2 separate regions of the Homo sapiens genome follow, and region 1 is linked to region 2. A link is an interaction called in ENCODE POLR2A ChIA-PET data of the cell type or tissue named here. Cell type or tissue: MCF 10A. All regions are shown on one strand.

Region 1 (4,000 bases), 110 kb after region 2:
GACTATATATACATATATATATATACACACACACACACATACTTGAAACTATATACATATAGTACATATATGGAGTACGTATATACCTATAGTACGTAGATATATGATACTACACACACACGCAACACAGCCTATCAGTGCAGTTTCTCTGAAGAACCCTGACCAGTATAGAGCTCTGCTTCCATAATTGTTGCCTGTGCTGTCACCTGGTGCAGAGGTGTTCTGAGGACATCTGTTGAATGAGGAAGGGAGGAGAGAGCTGCTCTTGCGTCCTGGAATGGGGGCGCTCTCAGGCCAGTTGCCCATATCCCTCTGAGAAACTCATGTAAATTAAAACACTGGCAAAAAATTATTAAAGTTATAACTCACAGAGCTCCTGCCTCTGCGTGCCTGCCTCTGCGTGTCTTTGCTAATATTTTCAACGTTTGTTAAGAAATCACGTTTACCATTGTATTTCCTATACCTGGCTCACCTGAATCTGAGATCCCTAACCACACACCTGAGAACCCTACTGAAGCCATTGGTTATGGTCTCCAGTGGAATCAGTTTTTACATTTACAAATGACTTGCTAATTCAATATGAAGTCACAGTAATTATGACTTAGTCCTGTTCGCCAATTTCCACCTTCCATATAATGTCGACAGTATAAAGACAATATACTCATTGTTTCTCTAACATGGGATTAATATTTTGTCTGCAATAGACAAGACCTCCCTCTTTTCAGAGTCCTTTGTGATGTACCCTATTAATCAGTAATACGTTAAAGACTTCTCACATTTCAGAATGTATAACAGCTTATGATTGAGTTACTATTTAATTTTCTGCCCCTGATTTTTGAGGATTCTAATCCCAAAGTTTAGTCCAAGCTACACATTTTTGGTAGTTGTTTAATGCCCTTATAAAGTTTTTCTTTTAATGGTAATAACAAAAGGTCTGATTTTAACACTACCTTTTACGTAACTGGTTTAAATTAGCAAGGTGTATTCAAAGCACACTGACTTACTGATTTAACATATTACTGAAATGGATAATTTCTTACTTACATGATTAAACTGCCTGGTTGTTTTACTATCCTAAAACCAGTTTACTAACAGGAACACACACCTTGCCACCCAGGAGGAAAGCCACGCCAGGAAAAGGACAACAGGACCCCACCTAGGGCTCAGGGTCTAAGTATTTTCATAGAAAATGAGAAATAAAAAATATTTGCATTCTTTGCATTTTTCATCCTGCTTTCCCTTCAATGAAGACTATTCTGAGATTCAACCTTTAAAAAAGAGTCAAGGGTCAGTCTCCTTTGAGGGACTTGCTCCAGCATGGAATAAATGAGAGCCAGTCTTGTTGAAGGTCACGTTACATGTATGCTTTGAGGAAGTCAGTCTATGCACGAATGACGTTGGAAAAACCACCAGTATACTAATTCCCCAGGAAAGCAAATCCTATGTGGCCCACAAAGGTGGCATCATTTCAAAGTGCCAAATATCCACTTACATCCCTGCAGTTGTCCTTGCACCATTTCCCTCTCAGGTAACTTTAATCAAGTCTGTTAACATCAACCATCAGCTCACTTCCTTAAGCCATATCTGCTACTAGATTGAGGTTTCTTAATCCTAACGACCATCATCAAATTGCAATCATCTGGGGAGACTTTCCCAAAGCACTATTCCTGAGCCCCACCCTAGACCAGTTAAATCAGAATTGACAGGAATGGAACCTGGGCTGATTCTAATGAATCAGGCAAAATAAATGCTAAGACCCACATGACAGACGGGCTTTCTAAAGCAGACCTTTAGAATCAGATGAAATAAACCTTCTCCTCTGAAAGCTCCCCCACCAATTATTCCAGGCCACATGCTTCACTGCTCAGGTAATGAGAGGGTCTGGGCTCCAGAGGTTCAGCCACTGCTCTCTCAAGATACTTTTCTAAAACGACAAACCTCCCAAAGAATTTTCCAGAGTTTCACATGTGCAACAGTTGAAACTATGTTGTGTTGGGTTGTTTTTTTTTTTCCCCTGAAAACACATGTGTCCTTTTGTTTCACGGTCTCACTTGGCACCAAGCACCTAGTTCATTTGCCCATCAGATTAGCTCGAATTACATGCTTTTACTGCTCCTACAAGCTAATGCAAGAGACCTACAATTAACTGTGGGCTGGTTTAAGCCCTAAATGAAACTAATGTCTGCCCCGACCAAATGCCTCAGGACCCACTTTTTTTTCCTGTAAATTGCTATTTTTGTAGGCTGTCTTCCAGCAGTTGAGCCCCAAAACAAGTTGGAACTGTAAACCTACTAGATTCTACTCACAAGTATTGTTGAATCCGTCTCTTGCACTGTCTCTGAAAGCTTAGCAAAATGCACAATAGTGTCCTTATGAAGGAGGACAGAATTGCCACTCTTAATATAGTCTCATTCAAGTTCACATAATAGCAGAAGTGAGAGAAAACCACCCACATCCCTGCCTTCCATGGGTAGGCTCCATATGTCAAGACATAGGAAGACATAATATTGCCTGCCTTTATATCTGCAAATTGAAGAGCTAATTCATTTCTAAGGAAAAAGAAATACATTTGGCACTGAAATGGAAAATACCAGGAATGTTGGAAAATTCCAGTGCCAGTTCTAAAATGATGACAGGGTACACAAATGTGTTCTGGCTGGTTAAATTTTGCAAATTTCAGAAAAAGATGAATGGATAATAAGCATGATTCTTGCTTATGGACCCCCATGGAAAAGTAGCATAATATCGGTATTACATTACCTTTCATTTCCATCAGCAATGAGTTACACTATGTCAGTCCCTAAGAGAGACAATCAGATAAAACCCTACCAAGTGCCTGTGGAATTTGCTGCTCCTGGCATCAGGACTGAAAGAGCAGGGTGAATTAAGCAGAGCTAATCGTGCTTTTGGAGGTGGAAGGGTGGGGAAGAATGCATTTATGTAACTCTCCTCCGTAGAGCAGCAGACTTCATTTTGCCAAAGATCACTTTTCTCCTAACTACCATCATAAAAGAACCAATGAAGGCTTTCAGTAATAGGAACTGCGAGTGGAAAATGAGGTCCCAAACTGATGTCTTCACTTGCCTGACTCAGAAACCATGTCTTCTGCAATGACTTTAATGGTACAAGTAGTATCTGTTACCTCCCCTGAGAGCCAGACTCTTGGCCTGACATCCTTAATAGTTAAATTAGACCACCATTTCCTCTGGCTCAACTTTTATTCCTGAACAAGTCATACTGGTTGCATGGTCAAAGGTTGGATTATACAGAAAGTCAATAGGTGCTTTTGAGGCTAAAGAGACAAGCACCTGTCCTACTTTAAAAGCATCCATTCCTCTCTTGTTTTAAGATTGAAATATACCTGGAAGGGTGGTTACTAACCTCTAGGGTTCACTTGCCCAGGAAGCAGGAGACCATGATCTGAAAAATCATGTCATCACTTCCATGTGTACATGACTGTGTTCAAATATGTATAGATGACGTCCTAACAGTAACAGACAAATTCATTTAAAAGCATTTCCTCATTTAGAGTAGCTTTTTGACATTATAGGTTTCATCAACATTGGATACTGAACATACAACCACAGGCCATGAGCATCTGGACAACTTTGTGACATTATGAGTAGTTCCTCCATGTTTGGACTCACCGAGCTAGGAGGCCATCAAATTTCATTATTGTCTGAAGTCACTTTCAGGGCTCCAGAAATATCCTCTAGAGAGTTTGAGAAACAAAATGCCACAGTTTTCTTATTCTTGTTCCACATATTGGTATTGATACCTCCTAATGATGTAAGTGCAACAGACCCCCCAGGTTACAAGTCACAGTAACCTGAGCATGTGCAGATGAACCCAGCATGCCTGATTAGTGACCCTGGAGCAGGCTGGAAAGAAAAATTCAAGCACATGTGAAATGTAAGTACCGAACCCAGAAATGGGGACCAAATTAAGAAGTGAGGGGTGCCCCCTTTTGTTGCAGTATGAACTTAAAAGTCAAGGACCC
Region 2 (4,000 bases):
TTTGATGATGATGAATTATACTTGGATAAAACCTACCCTCTACTTTTAACTTTTTATTATGGAAGATTTAAATGTCTACAAAAATAGGAAGAGTAGCTTAGTGAACGTGGAGGTACTGTATCAAGCTTCAGAAATTATCAATTTACAGCCAATCCTGTTTACCTATACTCCACATAGCTCTCTCCCCTACTCATATTTTGAAGTAAATCACAGATATTATATCAATTCATCTATAAGCCAGGTGCAGTGGCTCAAGCCTCTAATCTCAGCTACTTGGTAGGCTGAGGTAGAAGGATCACTTCAGGCCAGGAGTTTGAGACCAGTTTGGGCAACATAGTAAGACCCTGTCTCTAATAAATAAATAAAATAAAATTTTAAAAAATTAGCTGGGCATGGTGGCATGTGCCTGTAGTCCCAGCCACCCAGGAGGCTGAAGCAGGAGGATCGCTTGAGCCCAGGAGGTCAAGAATGCAGTGAGCTATGATCACACCACTGAACTCCATCCTGAAGGGCAAACTCTATCTCTAAAACAACAACAGCAAAAGGATTCTGCACAACAATTTATCTATAAATATCTATATATTTATATGTAGATATTATCGATAATATCTACATATTTATATATAGATAATATCTACATATTTATATATAGATATCGATAATATCTATATATTTATATATATTTATATATAGATATTATCGATAATATCTCTCTATATATATTTTTATATAGATATTATCGATAATATCTATATATTTATATATATTTATATATAGATATTATCGATAATATCTATATATTTATATATATTTTATATAGATTTATAGATAATATCTATATATTTATATATATTTTATATAGATTTATAGATAATATCTATATATTTATATATAGATATTATCGATAATATCTATATATTTATATATAGATATTATCGATAATATCTATATATTCATATATATTTATATATAGATATTATAGATAAATATAGATATTTATAGATATTTATAGATAAATATAGATATAAATTTATAAATATATATATTTTTATATATCTATAGATATAATTATAGATCTATAAATATAGATATAGCAATTTATCTATAAATATCCCAATATGTATATCTACAATATAAGGATACTAAAAAATACCTCAATAATACTACCACACCTAATTCTTATATGGTTAAGAATTAACAATTCATTAGTATCTTAATATTGCCAAGTATCTAGACCATATTCCAGTGTTCACATTTCCTTGATTATCTCAAACATTTTTAAATTGTTTGTTCAAAGGTGGTTTCAAATTAGGTCCATACAATGAGACTAAATTGGTCGGTAGTCTGTAAAGGCTTTTTAAAATATATATGCTCCTCCTTATCTCTCTTTTTTATATCTTCGTAACTTTTTTTGTTGAAGAAACTGGGTCACTTATCGTGTAGAATTTCCCATAGTCTGCACTTCGCTGATTCCATCCCTGAGGAATTAACCTGTTCCTCTGGACCCTGTACTTCCCGTAGTTGGCAGTTGGATCTAGGCTCTGGATCAGATTCAAGTCTGATTGCTTTGTAAGACCACCTCATGAGTAGAGCTGTGTTCTTCCATCAGTCAGGTTGCTTCTCTGTTTGTGATGTTTGCAGCCATTGATGATCACTGCCTAGATCCATTAATTCATTAAGGTCTGCAAAAGGACCCTCTCTTCTCCACTCTGTCTCCCAGGTAGGAACCTCTGAAGCTGAGGACGTATTCTTGCTGGCTTCATTATTGTCATCATTCCTCTTCGTGACCTATTACACATTTCTGAAGAGAAACTCCTCTCACCAGCTCCTTTGTTTCCTAAGGTAGGGTTCTTATAGAAACAAGATAAGCTTTCCTCTTTCTTTCATTTACCAATTTTCAAACTAATGAGTTGTACCCTAGCATTCTGCAAGAGTGACCCATGATTTTCCTAGCACCATTTGGAACTCATGGATTAAAACATATTCGATGTGTTTCAATCCCTCTTAGTTTTTATCTTTATTGATGTTGAAATATTTGCCCTGAGGGAGGTTTTGCAAGTTGTCTCCTGAGTCTTTTTGACATGTTTCTTCTAGTCTTTGATAGTTTTTTGGCTTTCAGTTATGACAATTGCTCCAGGCTCACCTTGTTTATTTCCTCCCAGACCTGGAATCCTCCATCTTGCCAAGAAGCTTTGGTTCTGTCCAATAGAACCACAATCTGGGTGATAGGTGTTCCCATTGCTACTGGTTTGGTCATTCTTTCCAGGCCTTTTAAGCGGACAGACCTTGAGAAAAATCTATCAAGTTCATACTGATACTCCTCATTCAAAATCAAGACTGTAAGATTTTACCTAAATTCCTTGATCTTAATCTGCATCCACAAAAATCCCATTTTTCAGTGACACCAATATAATTATTCATTTGCTTTATCCCACACCATACTTAGAACAATAGCAGAATAATAATATAAGCATTAGCACCAAAATATGATTACTAAAAATAGTTTAATTTTTTTTTAAGTTCTTTTTATCCTTAGGGTATATACTCACCAGGGACATGCTGTCAAGTTATCTTATTTAAAAGTCACTTGGAGCAGTTCCTGTCTCTGCTTATGCCATCAGCTCAATCCAGAGTTAGGTTCATTTGTTTCATTTTATCATCAGCTTTTAGAGACTAGCTTTTTAAATTTTAGTGTTATAATTTGGTTTCACAATTATGTAAAACATTTGTATGATTCCAAAACCAAATTTGAAACTCAAAATGTAAGTAACAAGGCTAGCTTTCATCTCTGAACTCTCCACACTATTCCTTTTTTCCTCAAAAATAACTTATTTTAAAAATACATTTTATTCTTCCTTTTTAATACAAGCAAATCATATATGTGATTATATATTTATGTGTGTACATAATATATATATCATATATGTGATTATATACATGATTATATATGTGTGCCTATATGTATGTATATATAATCATACACACAGATACACACACATATATATTCCCTTTCTTTGATAAATAACAGCAGACTATTCTTTTTTCTGCCTTGGATTCACTTAACATGCCTTGGAAGTCACTCCACAGCTATCACAGGGTTCATCCTCATTTCTTTTCATAGCTGCATAGTACATACTCAATCATGTAGCTGTCCTATAGTTTATTTAACCTGTTCCTTACTGGTGGACATTTGGGTTGTTTTCAGTCATCTGCTCTTATAAAAAGTGCTGTGATGAATAGCCTGTGTATCTGTCTTTTCATATTTTTGCCAAGGTATCTTGGCGATTCCTAGAAGTGGCATTGCTGGGTCATAGGCTAAATGCCCATGTGGTTTTGCTAGATAGTGCCAGTCTCCTCCCTGGGATTGTCCCATTTCATATTCCTCCCAGAATTGAATGAGAGGGCCTGTTTCCCCATAGGTCTGCCAATACAGCATGTTGTCAACCTTTGGGGTTTTGACATCCGATAGGTGAGAAATGGTACGTTGGTATAGTTTTTATTTTACATTTATCTTATTATTAATGAAGTTGATTATCTTTTCATACTGTTAAGAGAGATGGCCGGGCATGGTGGCTCACACCTGTAATCCCAGCACCTTGGGAGGCCGAGGCAGGCAAATCACTTGAGGTCAGGAATTCGAGACCAGCCTGACCAACATGGTGAAAGCCCATCTCTACTAAAAATACAAAAATTAGCTGGGCATGGTGGTGGGTGCCTGTAAGCCCAGCTACTCGGGAGGCTGAGGCAGGAGAATTGCTTGAACCTGGGAGGTGGAGGTTGCAGTGAGCCAAGATCGCACCATTGCACTCTAGGCTGGGTGACAGAGTGAGACTCCATCTCAAAAAAAAAAAAAAAAAAAAAAAAAAAGAGAGCGACAGAGAGATATTTGGATTTCTTTTTCTGTCAATTATTTGCTTATATTTCTAACCCATTTTTCTACAGAAAGATTTGCCCTAAGGGGGCAAATATTTGAACATCAATAAATATACTATCCTTAGTA

What was found. Peaks named below come from ENCODE experiments on the same cell type or tissue, not always from the same donor. Only the 100,000 strongest peaks of a DNase experiment are listed, where the experiment ranks them.
Region 1: POLR2A ChIA-PET joins it to region 2 with 6 read pairs; 2 of 35 experiments call an interaction of 5 or more read pairs at or near these places.

Annotation. Positions count from the first base shown.
Region 1 is chr10:121,283,099-121,287,098 of GRCh38, forward strand. All of the region lies in intron 1 of LOC105378523 (a long non-coding RNA gene), which reads right to left. Among named protein-coding and RNA genes, the nearest start is that of LINC01153, 110 kb to the left of the region's middle. In MCF 10A, no CTCF peak of the experiment used is centred here; no DNase peak of the experiment used is centred here.
Region 2 is chr10:121,177,131-121,181,130 of GRCh38, forward strand. It overlaps LINC01153 (long intergenic non-protein coding RNA 1153), which reads left to right and starts at 1,407. Exons shown (of 2, transcript XR_246197.3): 1 at 1,407-1,842. All of the region lies in intron 1 of LOC124902515 (a long non-coding RNA gene), which reads right to left. In MCF 10A, no CTCF peak of the experiment used is centred here; a DNase peak (open chromatin) is centred at 2,111.